2 separate regions of the Homo sapiens genome follow, and region 2 is linked to region 1. Evidence: chromatin contacts called from ENCODE Hi-C data. All regions are on one chromosome and are shown on one strand. The core of a region is the stretch at or near the end of the contact, and the rest is flanking DNA. Distances in the headings are between cores, read along the strand shown. Region 1 overlaps LOC102723944 (a long non-coding RNA gene). Region 2 holds the start of FOXCUT (FOXC1 upstream transcript).

Region 1 (3,609 bases), core at 945-3,444:
GGCGTGGTCTTTTGGGAGAATGTTTGACATCAAACACATCTGTTTGAAGTTATTTTGAACACAGAGGTTCCAAACCCTAAGTAAAATGGAAAAACTATTTTGTGTGGTTTTCAAAGCAAGTAAAGTGGCCAAAAGCACTTATGTTTCTTAAGCCCCAGAACAACCACTAGGGCCCTCAATCTTTCATTGAGTCTTTTCCAAATCAGTTACTTCTGGAATTTGGTCTCTTTAGTCTTCCTCAGCTTTTCTCTCGGTGTAGTTGGAGGTCTATAAAGTCATCCCAAACCTCTGCACCCAACTAAACTTATTGGTAAGTCCATGCCTCCTAATTTGTTTTTTAAGTTGCATTTTAGGCCTTTAGGCTCAAAGAAAAAATACCTGGAAAGCAGGTAAGTCTCAGAAATTCATTAAGCAGCCTAAAAAAAAGCAATTCAAATGAGCTTCATTTCTGAGCTGAGGTTGTCATTAACCAATGTTAATTCTTAAAAAAAATATAAATTCCAATAGTTCAGAGTGTATGTTTATTGAAGTTCAAGGATCAAATGCTTAAAAGAGACTTTGAACTACAACTGGTTATCCTGTTCCATTTTTAGGAAAGACAAAAAAAAAAAACAAAAAACAGAAGAAAATTAGCTAATGTTGGGGATTTTGTGAAAGGAATTTGCAAGAAAATAAAAAAAGAATCTTTCAGGGACTTTTCTGAAGTCTGTACATGATAAGCCCAATCCCTTGTGCCTTCTGTTCCTCCCTTATCGGTGCTTTAACAAGAGAGCTGCTGCTCCAAACAGGAATCACTGAGGTCTCACAAAACCTTCAACTGCGAAAAGCAATGTCTATTACTATGTAGCAAATCCATCTTCACTCATTCATTTAATAAATGACTATTGAACGCCTACTGTGTTCTAGGGCTAGGGTTGGGATAGAATGGCCCTTTTCTTCATGGGGCTGGGTCCCAGGGAGGTTCTGGTAGGCTCTTTCTTCTGCCTTGAGGTCGGTCCTGAGCTGCTTACTGGGCAGCTCCACCTGGTACTGCAAACTCAGCCTGCTGAAAGCTGGAATCATTACCTCCTACATGTGCCTCTGCCTTTGTCTTGGATGTAACAGGAACTCATTAGAAGTAGCTTCAGAAAAATATGGGCTACCACAAGGATACAGAGGGAGCCCCGCAGAACCCAAGGACAAGAAGTATAGTCACGCCCCATAAGGGATGAGAAGCAGGAAATGGAAATCCTCTACAACCAGGGCAGTCAGCTCTCCCACACCAATCTCTGGCATCCCATAGTTTTTGTCCCTGCTTCTCTTTATTTCTCTGTGGCCCAGTCTCTCTCTCTCTGTGTCTGTACTAGTTTGCCAGGGCGGCCATAGCAAAATACCACAGGCTAGGGGGCTTATATTTTTTCATAGTCCTGGAGGCTGGAAGTCCAAGATCAAGGTGTGGGCAGGGGTGAATTCTCTGAGGCCTCCCTCCTTGGCTTACAGATGGCCACCTCCTTGCTGTGTCCTCATATGCCATGTCCATCTCTGGTATATCTCTGGTATGTCCCTTCTTTTTTTTTTTTTTTTTTTTTTTTTTTTGAGACAGGGTCTCACTCTGTCACCCAGGCTGAAGTGCCATGGTGCAATCTCAGCTCACTGCAACCTCTGCCTCCTGGGCCCAGGTGATCCTCCCACCTCAGCCTCCCAAGTAGCTGGGACCACAGGCATGCACCACCACACCCAGCTGATTTTTTTCTATTTTTTTGTAGAGATGGGATTTCACCACATTGCCCAGGCTGGTCTCAAACTTCTGGACTCAAGCAATCCTCCTGCCTCAGCCTCCCAAAATCCTGGGATTACAGGAGTGAGCCACCTCACCCGGCCAGTATCTCTCTTCCTTTAGACACACAGCTCTGTTAGGTCAAGGCCCCACCCTTATGACTGGGTTCAACTTTAATTATCTCTTTAAAGACCCTATCTCCACATACAGACACATTGGAGATTAAGACTTCTACATGCGAATTTGAGTGAAACAAAATTCAGTCCCTAATCGTGTCTCAGTTTGTCTCTGACTCTCTCTGTGTGTCTGTCTGTCTCTCTCTGGGCCATTTTTCTGTGCTTCTCAATGCAGAGGGCAAAAGACAGCTTCTACTCAGTTCCCAAAATTTGTGTCCTCCCAGTTCAAGCTCTGACTAAGACTTAGTGACTCCAGTTTCAATTCCAAATTCTTAGGAGAGTAATCATACTGGCATAGTCCAGCCCTGGAGCTATGGAGCACTGCTCAGCTATGTGACCTTAATCAGAAGGGTCACAGCCTGGTACAAACACAGCCACAGGGGTCTATCCACATGGCTAGGGCATGAGAGTGCTGAGGAGTGGCTTTATAGAAAAACCACCCAAATTCTTTGATACAGAAGAGCTTTGGAAACATCACAGCAGCCTACCTTCCCAGCCTCCCTCTGCATTCCCTGACCTGATGCTAATCTTCTGGCCACTCTGAGAAAAGTCACATGCTCCCATCACTCCTAACATGGTCCCACTCACCCATCTTCTGAGCCCCTGGTGAGCACAGAGAATGTGAGAAGCTGAGCCAAATCAAAGTCCTTTAGCAAGGATTGAAAGGAGGACCAGCTTTTGTGCAGGACCCAACAATGTCTGTGACTCTGTGTGATATACCATTAAATATTACTGCAGCCTGAAACTGCTCAGAAATGTTATCTTTAAATCATTTTACGCAATTGCATGGATTGGTGTGCGACAAGGCCTTGAAAAGCTGATGTGTGCATTAATAGGAGTTTTCATCAGGTGGATGTTAGAAGTTGGGGAGGGGTATTCCAGGCCCATGGGACAGTACGTGCAAAGGTACAGAGACTTAAAACAGAAAAGCACATTCAAGGAAAATTTCAAACACTATAAGTAAACATGCATGCCTGGGGTAAAGAATTCAAGTGGAGAGCAGAGGTGGAAGCGGCCAGAGACGTAGGCAGGGCTAAATCCCAAAAGCCTTTGGGCACTCTCCTAAGCAATTGAGACTTCATCCTCTGGGCATAAGAGTGTCATGTAGGATGAGCATTTTAGAAAAATGACACTGGTTGTGCTGTGGAAGAGAAGCATGTCTGGAGGCTGGACGATGAGTGAGGAAGGTCGGAGGTAAGAGGATGAGGAATGCAGGTAGAGGAACAGACAGATTTGAGGGCTGTCTAGTAGATGGAAGTGACAGAACTTGATGCTGGCTGAAACAGAATGACCTGTAGCTGTCTGACATGGGAAGCAGATGTTTTTACAAAAGGAGAAGTGAGATTTTGTTTTAACCTATTTTTATTCTAATAAATTGGACTAAAAGCACTGGTTTGAGCCTGTGCTCCAGTGAAAGATTTCATCATGACTGGTAGAGTTGGCCTTAACATCACTGGACTCGACACAAAACTCTTGAAAAAACTGTGAAGTTTAACTCTCAATGTCGCCAATGTCACCTTCCTGTTTTGTGCTATTCTTACCGTGAGGAGGCACCTATACAATCAGCCAATTACTATTTTTTGAGCATTTACTGTGTTCCCACATCTTACAGTATGGCACTTAACACACAAAATGAAGTCTCTCGGGTTGGGAATTGTGGTAGAACATCTGCAAAGA
Region 2 (3,651 bases), core at 643-3,142, 120 kb after region 1:
ACTACCAGGGCGACCATAACTAAACACTACAGAGCAAGTGCCTCCTTTCCTCGCAGACATTTATTTCTGTGGAAATTCGCCTGTTTGCCATAGTTTGTCTTTTCTTATTTCTTCACTTCCAAACTAAACAGCCCTAATCCGAGCGCATACCTCTCTGTGTGCCAACGTTTCGCCTGTGTCTGTGTCTGCTGCGTATGTAAATACGGGCGAGCCTCTCTGTGGGCAAAGCCATAGGTGTGCATGGTCCTTGTTCCCATAGGCGACATCGGGGTGTGTGATTGCACGTGGGGGTGTGAGGCCTCGCCAGCACCGCCACTCACTGGTCCTGTTCTCGAAACCGGTTCTTTGGAGGCTCAGTTTTTGGTAATTAAGACTAAGGAGTGTTTAAAAAACAGAAGTACATTTTCCTGGAAACCAGCAGTCTTTATTTGCAACTTTTATTGGCAAACCTGGCTGCCAGTAAATACATTCCTTGGCATCTCCCACAATGTAATTCACTGGATGGAGCGGCCTTGCTTTTTCTGTAACGTGTACGTCAATTAAAAGGGCCGCCTGGAAGGAATGCGTAGCGGTGGCTGAAAGCCCCAGTCTCGGGTCACCTCCCTCCACTCCAGGAACAAAAGCGTCCGTGGTCTGTGCCTGGAAGTCTGAGAGGGTCTCCCCGATGGGGCTGTTCCCGCCCGGACCCTGAGGGATGAGAGTTGCAGCCTAGAAAACCAGGTGCCAGGCCCTGCGGGGTCCCACGCGGGCGGCGCGGTCTTCCCCAGGCCTCCTTCTCTGGAGACCCGGTTCCCAGGGGACGCTGTGCGGGGACAGGCGGAGCCGGCCCTTGGAGCCCGGCGCGGGCAGAGGCGCCGCGGAGACAACGCCTCCGACGGCAGGGGGCGCTCGTAGCACGCGCAGTGCGCGGTGCGGGCGCCCAGGACGGCTGCCTGGCCCCGGGTTCCCGAGGCGCGGGACCTGCCGGGGTGAGGTGCCCCCAGCCTGAGAGCCCCAGCCTGGGTCGGCCAAGGGGCCTCCGGGCTTCCACATCGTCCCTTTTTCTGCTGACGCTCGCGGGGAAGCGGCGGGAAGCCTGTGAGGGGCGGCCTGGGAGCAGACGGACCACCAGGTCACCGGCGCGCGCTGCCAGGCGCCGACCCACTCGCGAGGACCAGCGGTTCCCGGAGGCGTCGGCCCTCAGGTCCTCGGGGGAGGCCGGCTGCACCGAGCCGGGTGTCGGCCTTGTCCCTGTCCTGAGAGGTGCAAACACCGGCCCCGGCCCAGGCCCCCGGGGCTCCTGCCCAGAAGGCTCAGAGCTGGGGGCCGACCGCGCCTTACCCGCAGGAGGCCCGGCGGTGCGTCCGCGTTGGTGCCACTCCCCGGCCGGGGTGAGGGACGTCGGAAGGAAGGTCCCAGGGCGCAGGGTTCCGCGAAGGGAGCACTCGGAAGGAAGGCTGGCTGCGGCCCCGGCGCCTGGGTCCGCTGCGGCGCCGGGCCGGAGACCTGGGAACAGCCAGCCACCTGCAAGGTTGCAGCCCACCTCACCCCGCCGGCGGCTCCGGGGCTGTCTGTGGGTCTGTCTCACGGGGCAAAGCCTTTCTTCCCACACCCACAGCCAAGGCGCGTCCGTGCAGGGGCACACGCCTTCTGCTCCAGCCCCAGGAAGGCGCTTTCGCCCTGCAGTCCTCCGACGGCCGGCTCCCGCCGCACCGCGCACCCTGGCTCCGGCAGACTCTGGGGCCTGGGGACTCGCCCACCCTGCGCGGCGCGCCCCCCACATGAGCCGAGGTTGGGAGGCTGCGGGGCCTCTGTCCTCCCAGGCCGTGGAGTGCGGCGGCCGCTCTGAGTCCGCTGGGGACCTGGATGGAGAGAAACTGGGGCTCGTTCGCGCACACATGCACCATTTGTTCTTTCCGATCATCTATCCCTTTACGAATTTTATTTTTATTCCGGATTGTTAATGCAAGACGACAGTTTGAATCTCCATTTACCTCTGCCTGAACACAAGAAGCCCTGAGTCTTTTGAAGCCGGGCACCAAAGTTAAAGATTCACTTCCCGCATTCCCCATGGCCCCCTCTTGCAGCTTAGCTCGGCTCTGAGCCCCCGAAACGCCCTTCGAGGCGGGGGCTTTCCTGCCAAGGGGCGATAGGTGGGCCATCCCGAGGCGGGAACGATCAGGTAGGTGTTGGCTGGCTTTCTCCTGGGTGAGTAGTTAGGGGAACCGCCCCTCCAGGGGACTTAGATGACATTAAATTATCCCATCACACAAACTTCCCGTGGAGGTCTGCCCCCAGGAGGGCAACTATCGGATTAATCCAACCATGTAGACAGGCAATATGGATCACTTTGTCTTTAAAACAATCGAAAACCAAACGCTCTTTTCGTTTATTGTAGAAATTTTTCTACTAAGGACGGGGCTGAATTGGAGGGACTGTGCTGACAAATCCTCTACTTGAAAATCCCCCAGCTAAGGAGTATCTGCCCAAGGTCGCGGCCACCCAGATGTTCGGTCCCCACTCCTTCCTCCGCTGAAAAGTCGCACCGATGACTAACGTTGCCTGCCGGCCTGGTGGTTTGAAAACGAATGCCGGGCATTGATGCAAGGATATCCTCCCCTACCCCTGGGATTCTGGTCTAAGCAAAGGAGGCCGAATGGAGAACTAAGACAATTATCTAAGTAATCTAAAAAGCTCAAAGACATCCCCAAGCGGACCTTGCTCCAGTGGTCTGTGATGGCAGCCTAGTGGACAGTTTTCTAGTGGCCCTCTGGGGTTAATTGCCTTAATCTTCCACTCTGTCTGCCCCAGCAAAGGGAAAGATGCTAAAGCAGCTGTGGACTTGCAGCCTCCCTCCTGTGTGTGCAGAGCCCCCAGGAATCACTGCCCCAGTGCAGCAGGAGAAGCGCCTTCCCTCATGCCCTAAGCCTGCCTTTTCTGTTGTCCCCCAGCTCCTGGGCCAGGTGGAGCCCCCCCTGAAGCTGGTTTCTACCTGCCCTCGCCTCCCCACTGCAGCCCACAGTTCGGCTTTCAGGGCTGAACCCAGAGCCCAGAGGATGGAGAAGCCAGAAAGCGGGGAGGTAAGGGAGAGGGCGTCTAGGCACACCACAGAGGTGATTGGGCTGTGACGGGGACAATCCGCACAACACGAGCTAAGCTCACACCCCTAGGGAGTGATTTTTCCGGACTGCCCCCATCCCAATCTCCACCTCCTCTGCTTTACTTGAAAAAGAAAAAGAAAAAAGAGAGCTCCTTCTGGCTCCTGGTGACCCATATTTAGGACACCATCCCATCCCCCAGCACACACATTCCTACAGTGTCACCTGGTCCCCAATCCGAGCATTTCCTGGAGTGCTCGCCACATTCCCCTTCCTGGTGCTTTTCTATGGTGGGGCCAGGGGAGGCCTTGTTTTGAACATCGCTGTGACGTCACTCCCCCTCCTCCGAGCTAAGCACCCCTCGGTGGGCCCTGGGAATTGTTGCCCGGCCTGCTGGGGAGGGGCGGAGTGTGGGCCCAGGGAGGGTTCCACCAAACATCCATTACCGCTGTCGCCTGCGGGGCCTTCAGGCTGCAAGTACGTGAGGTGTCAGAAAAGAAGCCGAAGGGTTCCCGTGGGGGCTCTTCTGCCAAATGAGTCAAGAGATGTGCGGAAGCGGATGATTGAAGTACCC

What was found. A loop is a pair of places that touch in the nucleus more often than their neighbours do. Pooled maps may share reads with other maps.
Region 2: a pooled map shows a loop between it and region 1 (2.2-fold over the local background). The contact joins the promoter of FOXCUT here to the enhancer-like site in region 1. A Hi-C loop is called at or near these places in 1 of 50 pooled maps.

The regions. Positions count from the first base shown.
Region 1 is chr6:1,479,262-1,482,870 of GRCh38, forward strand. The region is part of intron 3 of LOC102723944 (a long non-coding RNA gene); the gene reads right to left. Among named protein-coding and RNA genes, the nearest start is that of MIR6720, 91 kb to the left of the region's middle. Within about 2 kb of position 2,195, at least 6 of the 41 ENCODE cell types and tissues checked have a DNase peak (open chromatin) inside an H3K27ac peak, as active enhancers do.
Region 2 is chr6:1,603,639-1,607,289 of GRCh38, forward strand. FOXCUT (FOXC1 upstream transcript) reads left to right here and starts at 1,893. Exons shown (of 2, transcript NR_125804.1): 1 at 1,893-2,161; 2 at 2,378-3,651. RefSeq lists silencers at 612-1,031, 1,082-1,151 and enhancers at 2,453-2,953, 2,954-3,454.